Linked DNA regions of Homo sapiens: regions 1 and 3 are each linked to region 2. A link is a loop called in an ENCODE intact Hi-C map of the cell type or tissue named here. Cell type or tissue: Caco-2. All regions are shown on one strand.

Region 1 (2,500 bases), 55 kb after region 2:
AACCCCAGCTACTCGGGAGGCTGAGGCAGGAGAATCGCTTGAACCCAGGAGGCGGAGGTTGCAATGAGCTGAGATCATGCCATTGCACTCTAGCCTGGGCAACAAGAGTGCAACTTGATTTCAAAAAAAAAAAAAAAAAAAGAAAAGGAAAAGGAAAATTGTTAATAGTTACAGTAATAATTAAAATTATTTTATTAAGTGCTCTGTGTGTGTTTGTGTGTGTGATTTTCTTTAGTCATCTTACAATATTAGGAGCAAAATGGGGTTCTGCTCCTCATTCTATAGATGAAAACTTGAGGTTTAAATGAGAAAACTGGAGTTCATGTCATCAGAATCTTTTTGCAAACTGTAAAGCTTATGTGAATGCCAGTTATTGTTGTTAGATTGTAATGCTCGAGTCATTCCTATGTGGGTTGGAACCCAACTCTTCTCTGTAGCTGTGTGACAGTAGGCAGATTGCTTCAATGTTCAGAACCATTTTTCCTGATCTGTCAAATACTGTTAATGATGCATACTTCATAGGTTTTTGCAGGAATTACATATCTGGCACATGGCCTGACACACGGTGGCATCCATGAATTTGACTCCTGCTTTTTCAGCTAGGATATTTTCATTTTCTTGATTTTTAAATAGAATGTTGATGGTGATTCAGAGATTTATTTTTCTTTATTTGATTTTAACTTCATAGAACATGATTTTCTGTTGGACATCTTAGCTTAATTACGATTTAAGATCCTTTATTAACTACTCTTTACACATTGATGCTGGTTTGCAAAATAGCTCATAAAAGATCATAATTGATATGAAAAATTTCTATTATTTTTTCCCTAAGTACTTCAATTTTTTCCCACTTATTAAGTGATTTTGTGCAAGTCGAGCTGCTTAGTAAGACCTGTCTTTGTAGTCATTTCGTGTGTGTGTGTTTGCAAGGAGGTATTTTTAGATAGTTTAGCTGAACAGCAATCTGACGTCTTTAGAGGAGACATCAGTTCATTATGTGGATACAAATTCTATGCTTTCGGCTTTTATACACCAAGTCTTAATTTAAATCTGTTTTTCTTGCCTTTTCTAACGAAAGAGACTACATCATGGTATGTATTCTATTTCTTCCTAAGGCTTGCCTTTCTGGTTAACCTTTGCTTAAGAAATGATCAAGGTAGAAATGTCTTTATTTGCTCACAACTTAATATAGATTATAGAAGCATGGGATTTGGGGCTGTATTTAAATATGCCATTATACATTATGCTATACAGTGTTTTTCTATTGCAATGTGATTCAAGGATTTAAAATAGTCATTATGGGGCTCATAAATGCTGCGTTCTTTTAAGAAGAAGAATGTAAAGGCCAGGATGTGGGAGTTCTATACTTCCTATAACTGCACATACTGCTGTATCTGTTAAAAAAAATGCCTTTTTCTTTGTGAAAGATAATTTAATGTTGAGTATGTAAGAGGAGCATGGTTATTTGCTTTCTTACTGCTCTAAATACAGTGTTTATAGGAAGTTATAATATCTTCTTTTATCTGGTTCTCCTCACCCTTTTCAAAATACTGGGAAAACAAGCTCTTAAGGCTTAAGCAAATTCATGTTAGTTGTTTGTGACCCTGATCTCAAAAGAGATAATACCTTTGGTTAATGATATACATAGTACCTTTGGTTAATGATAAACGTCGAATTTTTTTTTCTAATTTTACTACAGCTAATGTTGAGAAACTATTCATATAGAACTTTAAAAGATTTTTAAAAAATAATTTTCCAATGTGTTCTTTATTTCTTTTCCAAAATTTAAGTTATATCTACTACATGTCGAAATGTCAAAGCTTGAGTGAAAACTTTTGTTATTGGTTCAGATGTGTTATCTGCATGGTGTGAAGCATCCAGGATTTAAAGCATGGTTTTTAGTTTTCAGTTTAGTTATTTGATAATGTGTGAATTCACTAGAATTTTAGAGATATTTTAATTATTACAATGGAATTTCTCATATTTTATCTTATATCATAAACATGAATCATTATCAGAGAGAAATGAATTATCTAATGCCAAAGAAAGATGCATCTTAGAGTGTCAGGTTAATAATGGGCATCTGTATGAAGATGTGGAGATCTTTTATTCTTCAAGAAGAAAGCAAATAAGTTTTTTAATATATTGAAGGATCAAACAAGATATTTTTATAGTATGAAAAACAGAAAGAGGAAATCCTAAAGCCAGGACATTTTTTTAAAAAAACCCTTTCTTGTTCTTAAAAATTAGTGGTGTTATGTAACCATTTAAGTATTTAGCTGAAGCCTGATATTAAGTGACTCAGATTCCTAGCTTCTTAATGATGCGTCTTTACAGTGAAATTCAAGCAGTTGCCAGATTCTTAAGCCATGAGTTCATTCTCCACCCCCCTCCCCAAATTTGCATGCAGTAAAAACTGAGAATCTGTGCCAAAAGAGGTGTTAGCACTGAAATTCTTACATGCTAAATGTAACATTTGATTTTAGGCTGTTTCACAGTG
Region 2 (2,500 bases):
CAGTCTTTCACTTACAGAACAAGTATGGGCTCATGAGAAAAGTCCACATTTAATTCAGATGAATTAAATCAATTGCCATTTTATTACTTGATATCTTTGTAAAAGATTATATATGTGTACGAGTTTATGCTTTTCCTTTCTTGCACATGTGTTCTTTTAACTTCTAAGAATTATGAATACAGTATTTTTCAAGTGACCTGAATTTTTGTTGAGGTTCAGTCTTACAAAGAAATACTTACCATTTCAACTTCTCTTGTGGTATGTGCCAAATTTTGGGCAGGTTAGTGGCTAGGTTTTGATGCCATTAACATAGAGCTTTAAAGAATATCAGATGTTTAGTTCTGATTCTTGAAATCTTGTTTGATTCTTGAGATCAGTTCAGGTTCTTACTTGCTTAGGGCCAATCTGAATCATTCATTATATTCATCTGCCATTTTTCTCATTAATATGTTACATAGATCTGTTTGGTTATTTCTTAATGTAATTGTTTATTTTGCTTCTTGAATGAATTTTATAAAAAATAAGGTCATTTGAAGATAAGATATTAGAGCTAAGCTTCCTTGTCTATACAACTCATACACGGCCAGCTTTGCACAATGAAATGGTGAACGTTTAACAAAAGTATATTGGATGGGCATGTGTCTACATGCTGAAAAGAAAAGCTGTTATGGACCATAACTTTTATACAAACTGATCAGCTGCCATCTGTGTACAAAGCACTGTGATCAGCAGAGACCTGTTTGTGCCACTGTGTAGACTGATAGCAGCAGATTAATTTAGCTGAGCTGTTCTCTAGCAGTTTGGTCACGAGGACATAGACACTACCAAAGTGTAGTCATCACACCACTGATCTTTGCTGGTTTAGATTGTGGCAAGAGAGAAAAACTGCTTGCTCTCTTCACCCCAATACAGCTGAGGTAAGAGCCACCTTTTTTTTCTCTTGAAGGGAAAAATGACAGCAAAAGCAGCCTCTTTTACCTTTTCCCATGCTGTTTTGATTTAAATTTATTCTAGTATTTTCCATGGTAATCCCTCAGGCCAGGTATACAGTTCAGCATCTCTTTGGCGGAGAGCAACTAGTTTGTAGTACAGCTTGGGTAAATTTTAATAACAAAATTGTATTGCCAGCACAAAGCATTTGACCTTGAAGACTCAGAGGAGAGCAGACATTGCAGATTTCCCTACTTGCCCTCGACTTACAAGAGAGTAGATAATGAATTAATAGAAATTGATAAAGAGTGTCTGTCAGGCAGCCGCTGAGGTCATGAGGCTGGTATGCGAAAAGAGTGCCCATACAACATGCGAAACACATAGCTGCAGCCAGGAGAGGTGGGTGGGTCATTGAAGCAGGAAATTAGCCGTCAGATGGAATGTTGGCCTCTGTACAAGCTACGCCGCGCGCGTGGACTCACTGGGAGAAAACACGGGGAAATGGGGAGTGCTCAGTGCTGCAGAGAAAAGAGCTCCTATAGAAGGTGACAGCACTGTTGGTGTTAGTGGTTCTTCAAAGATACTGAAGACAGTGCAGGTTAGAATTTTTTTTAAAGGAATTAAAATGTTAGTAGCTTAAGTATCGAATGTTTAGTGCTTGTTAAATAGACAACAAACTACTGAGGAATGAACGGGGGAATAGCACAGCTATAAGGCCTTCGTATTGTATAATAATTTTTATCTTGTACTCTATTTTTATAAGCAGAGATGAAATGTTGAGATTCACTGTGCAGAGGAGCAAACTTCTGTTAATTTTATGTGGGGTGATGATTGTTAGAATGTTTGTAAGTGAGCCTTGAAGGAAATTTAGAGATATATAGTGTGTATTCAGTTTTCCCAATACTTCTGAAATAGAAGCCGGTTAAAGTCCATGCTTTAGAAGCAGTTCGCAATTTACACACACACATGTAAATTATATATGTACTTGGTGTATGTGTGTGTGTGATTTTTAACATAGCTGTTACTTTTTTGCTTCTTAAACTAATGAGTCAACTTATTAAGAAAAGATTACATGTATTTTATGGAAAGTCAATCCACTTTCCTTTTATACTTATATTAAAATTTATTCTTATATATGTTACTAATTTTTGAGAATGGAATTGATGGCATCAGCAGTTACTTGTTAGCTTTTCCTCCCTAATTTAATTGCCACTCTGCTGTCTGAAGACAATGTTATGTGATTGTTTTTTTGTAAGTCCTAAACAAATCAATTGGTTTTGATTTAGGAACATCAGTCCAGTCAGTTACTTAGATTTTTTTAAGGAAGAAAATAAAATGTAGTAACTGCCTATCATTTTCTGGAAACAGGGGTGTGAAAAAATTGATGTATTGGAGTATTATGTTTTTAATCATTTTGTAAATTAGGATTGCCCACCAGTATATCTGCTTGACTCCTGTGTATTCCCTTGCTGGGTGTAGGCTGACTTGAATAAGTTTACATTCCGATACTGAGAATTGCATTCCACTGGGTAGTTCTGACGTACAAGAAGAATGTGGAGGCCCATACAAA
Region 3 (2,500 bases), 88 kb after region 2:
TTTTTGTGTGTGTGTCTTAAGGCCACAGAAAGCGAGGCTGGTGATATGGACCTGAGTGGGTTGCCAGAAACAGCAGTGGATTCCGAAGACGACGACGATGAAGAAGACATTGAGAGAGCATCAGATCCTCTGATGAGCAGGGACATTGTGAGAGACTGCCTAGAGAAGGACCCAATTGACCGGACAGATGATGACATTGGTAAGCTTGAACAGGAAAATGAATCTACGAGCAATTAAAAAGATTTAGTGGCAAAATTGTCTGATGAAATAGAGCCCAAGACTAGTAGGCTTTAAAAACTCATTAATTTATTAATTTCCTTTGTATAAACAGTAGTATTTGTTGGACAAAAATTGGAAAAAATCAGGTTTACTCAGTCTTACCTTCAGGAGTCTACAAATAATAATGTGAATGAAACTTCTTAGTAAACCCTTTCCACATAAACCCTTTCTTAAGCTTAGTTTATGACAAAAAAAAAAAAAGTTAAAATGAGCCTTTCAAGCAGTATTACTTCTATTAATTTTCTCGTGAGCACTGTTTTTATTAAGCTCATGTTTTCTGTATGTAAACATAAAGGCAGTTGGTAAAATTGTCACAGTGATTTGCTTCTACTCTGGTTTTGTGTGAAGACGCAAGTGGGTGGAAGGAGACAGCAAAATGTCAGGTTAGTGGCATATAGGCTGTGTGATGGTTGAGACTTTTTTTCTGTCTTTCTTTTGCTGTTTTTGTCCTTTTTTTTTTTTAATTTTTATTTTATGTTCAGGAGTACAAGTGCAGGTCTGTTACATAGGAAAACCTGTGTCATGGGGGTTTGTTGTATAGATTATTTCATCACCCAGGTTTTAAGCCTAGTACCCTGTAGGGACCAGCCCCACAGGGTCGGTGGGTCTCTCCCCATGTGCAGAGACGAGAGAGTGTAGAAATAAAGACACAAGACAAAGAGATAAAAGAAAAGGCATTTAGGCCCGGGGACCACTACCACCAAGTTGCGGAAACCGGTAGTGGCCCCGAATGCCAGGCTGCACTGGTATTTATTGGATACAAAACAAAGGGGCAGGATAAGGAGTGTGAGTCATCTCCAATGATAGGTAAGGCCACTTGGGTCACGTGTCCACTGGACAGGGGGCCCTTCCCTGCCTAGCAGCCGAGGCAGAGAGAGAGAGGAGACAAAGAGAAAGACAGCTAATGCCATTATTTCTGCATATCAGAGACTTTTAGTACTTTCACTAATTTACTGCTGCGATCTAGAAGGCAGAGCCAGGTGTACAGGATGGAACATGAAGACGGACTAGGAGCGTGACCACTGAAGCACAGGATCACAGGGAGATGGTTAGGCCTCCGGATAACTGCGGGCGAGCCTGACTAATGTCAGGCCCTCCACAAGAGGTGGAGGAGCAGAGTCTTCTCTAAACTCCCCCTGGGGAAGGGAGACTCCCTTTCCCGGTCTGCTAAGTAGCCGGTGTTTTTCCATGACACTGAGGCTACCGCTAGACCATGGTCCGCCTGGCAACGGGCATCTTCCCAGATGCTGACGTTACTGCTAGACCAAGGAGCCCTCTGGTGGCCCTGTCTGGGCGTAACAGAAGGCTCGCACTCTTGTCTTCTGGTCACTCCTCACTATGTCCCCTCAGCTCCTATCTCTGTATGGCCTGGTTTTTCCTAGGTTATGATTATAGAACGAGGATTATTATAATATTGGAATAAAGAGTAAGTACTACTAACTAATGATTAATGATTTTATATATAATCATGTCTATAACCTAGATCTAGTATAACTATTCTTGTTTTATATTTTATTATACTGGAACAGCTCATGTCCTCGGTCTCTTGCCTCGGCACCTGGGTGGCTTGCTGCCCACAGTACCCATTGGTAATTTTTCCTGAACTTCCACCTCCTCCCACCCTCTAACCTTCCGAAAGGCCCCAGTGTGTGTTGTTCCCCTCTGTGTGTTCATGTGTTCTCATCATTTAGCTCCCACTTACAGGTAAAAACATGTAGTATTTGGTTTTCTGTTCCTCTGTTAGTTTGCTAAGGATAATGGCCTCCAACTCCATCCATGTCCCTGCAAAGGACATGATCTTGTTCTTTTTATGGCTGTATTGTATTCCATGGTGTATATTTACCACATTTTCTTTATCCATTCTATCATTGATGGGAATTTAGGTTGATTCCATGTCTTTGCTGTTATGAATTGTGCTGCAATGACTTTAAGTGTACCCAGAGGTTAAAAATTTAAGTAGCTTTATATCCACCTTTCCATCATAGCAAGAGTTGGTTGTGTAGTAATTGTTTTGGATTTGAGTATGCCTCCCAGACTCTGCCTTGTTTCTTCGAACACTGGAAATGAGAGCAACTTCCGTTGAGAGTCATCCTTCCACGAGATTTCCAGGGTCCATAGCCACCCTTGCCTGAGCCTTGCTTGTCTGTTGTACCACTCCCCCAACTCTTGGGCCAATACATATTTGAAGGGCAATTAAATGAACTGAATCTGTTGGAATTGA

What was found. Hi-C counts contacts between places; a loop is a spot of excess contacts. Peaks named below come from ENCODE experiments on the same cell type or tissue, not always from the same donor. Only the 100,000 strongest peaks of a DNase experiment are listed, where the experiment ranks them.
Region 1: a loop joins it to region 2, with 2.4 times the contacts of the local background. A loop is called at or near these places in 8 of 110 quality-filtered maps.
Region 3: it touches region 2 in a loop (2.3-fold over the local background); 6 of 110 quality-filtered maps call a loop at or near these places.

The regions. Positions count from the first base shown.
Region 1 is chr4:159,281,550-159,284,049 of GRCh38, forward strand. The region is part of intron 7 of RAPGEF2 (Rap guanine nucleotide exchange factor 2); the gene reads left to right. Among named protein-coding and RNA genes, the nearest start is that of MIR3688-1, 150 kb to the left of the region's middle. In Caco-2, no CTCF peak of the experiment used is centred here; no DNase peak of the experiment used is centred here.
Region 2 is chr4:159,226,830-159,229,329 of GRCh38, forward strand. All of the region lies in intron 4 of RAPGEF2 (Rap guanine nucleotide exchange factor 2), which reads left to right. Among named protein-coding and RNA genes, the nearest start is that of MIR3688-1, 99 kb to the left of the region's middle. In Caco-2, no CTCF peak of the experiment used is centred here; a DNase peak (open chromatin) is centred at 1,352; H3K4me3 peaks cover 883 bases.
Region 3 is chr4:159,314,570-159,317,069 of GRCh38, forward strand. It overlaps RAPGEF2 (Rap guanine nucleotide exchange factor 2), which reads left to right. Exons shown (of 30, transcript NM_001394067.2): 9 at 22-199. Among named protein-coding and RNA genes, the nearest start is that of MIR3688-1, 190 kb to the left of the region's middle. RefSeq lists an enhancer at 1,348-1,642. In Caco-2, a CTCF peak has its summit at 1,563 (motif pointing left); a DNase peak (open chromatin) is centred at 1,532.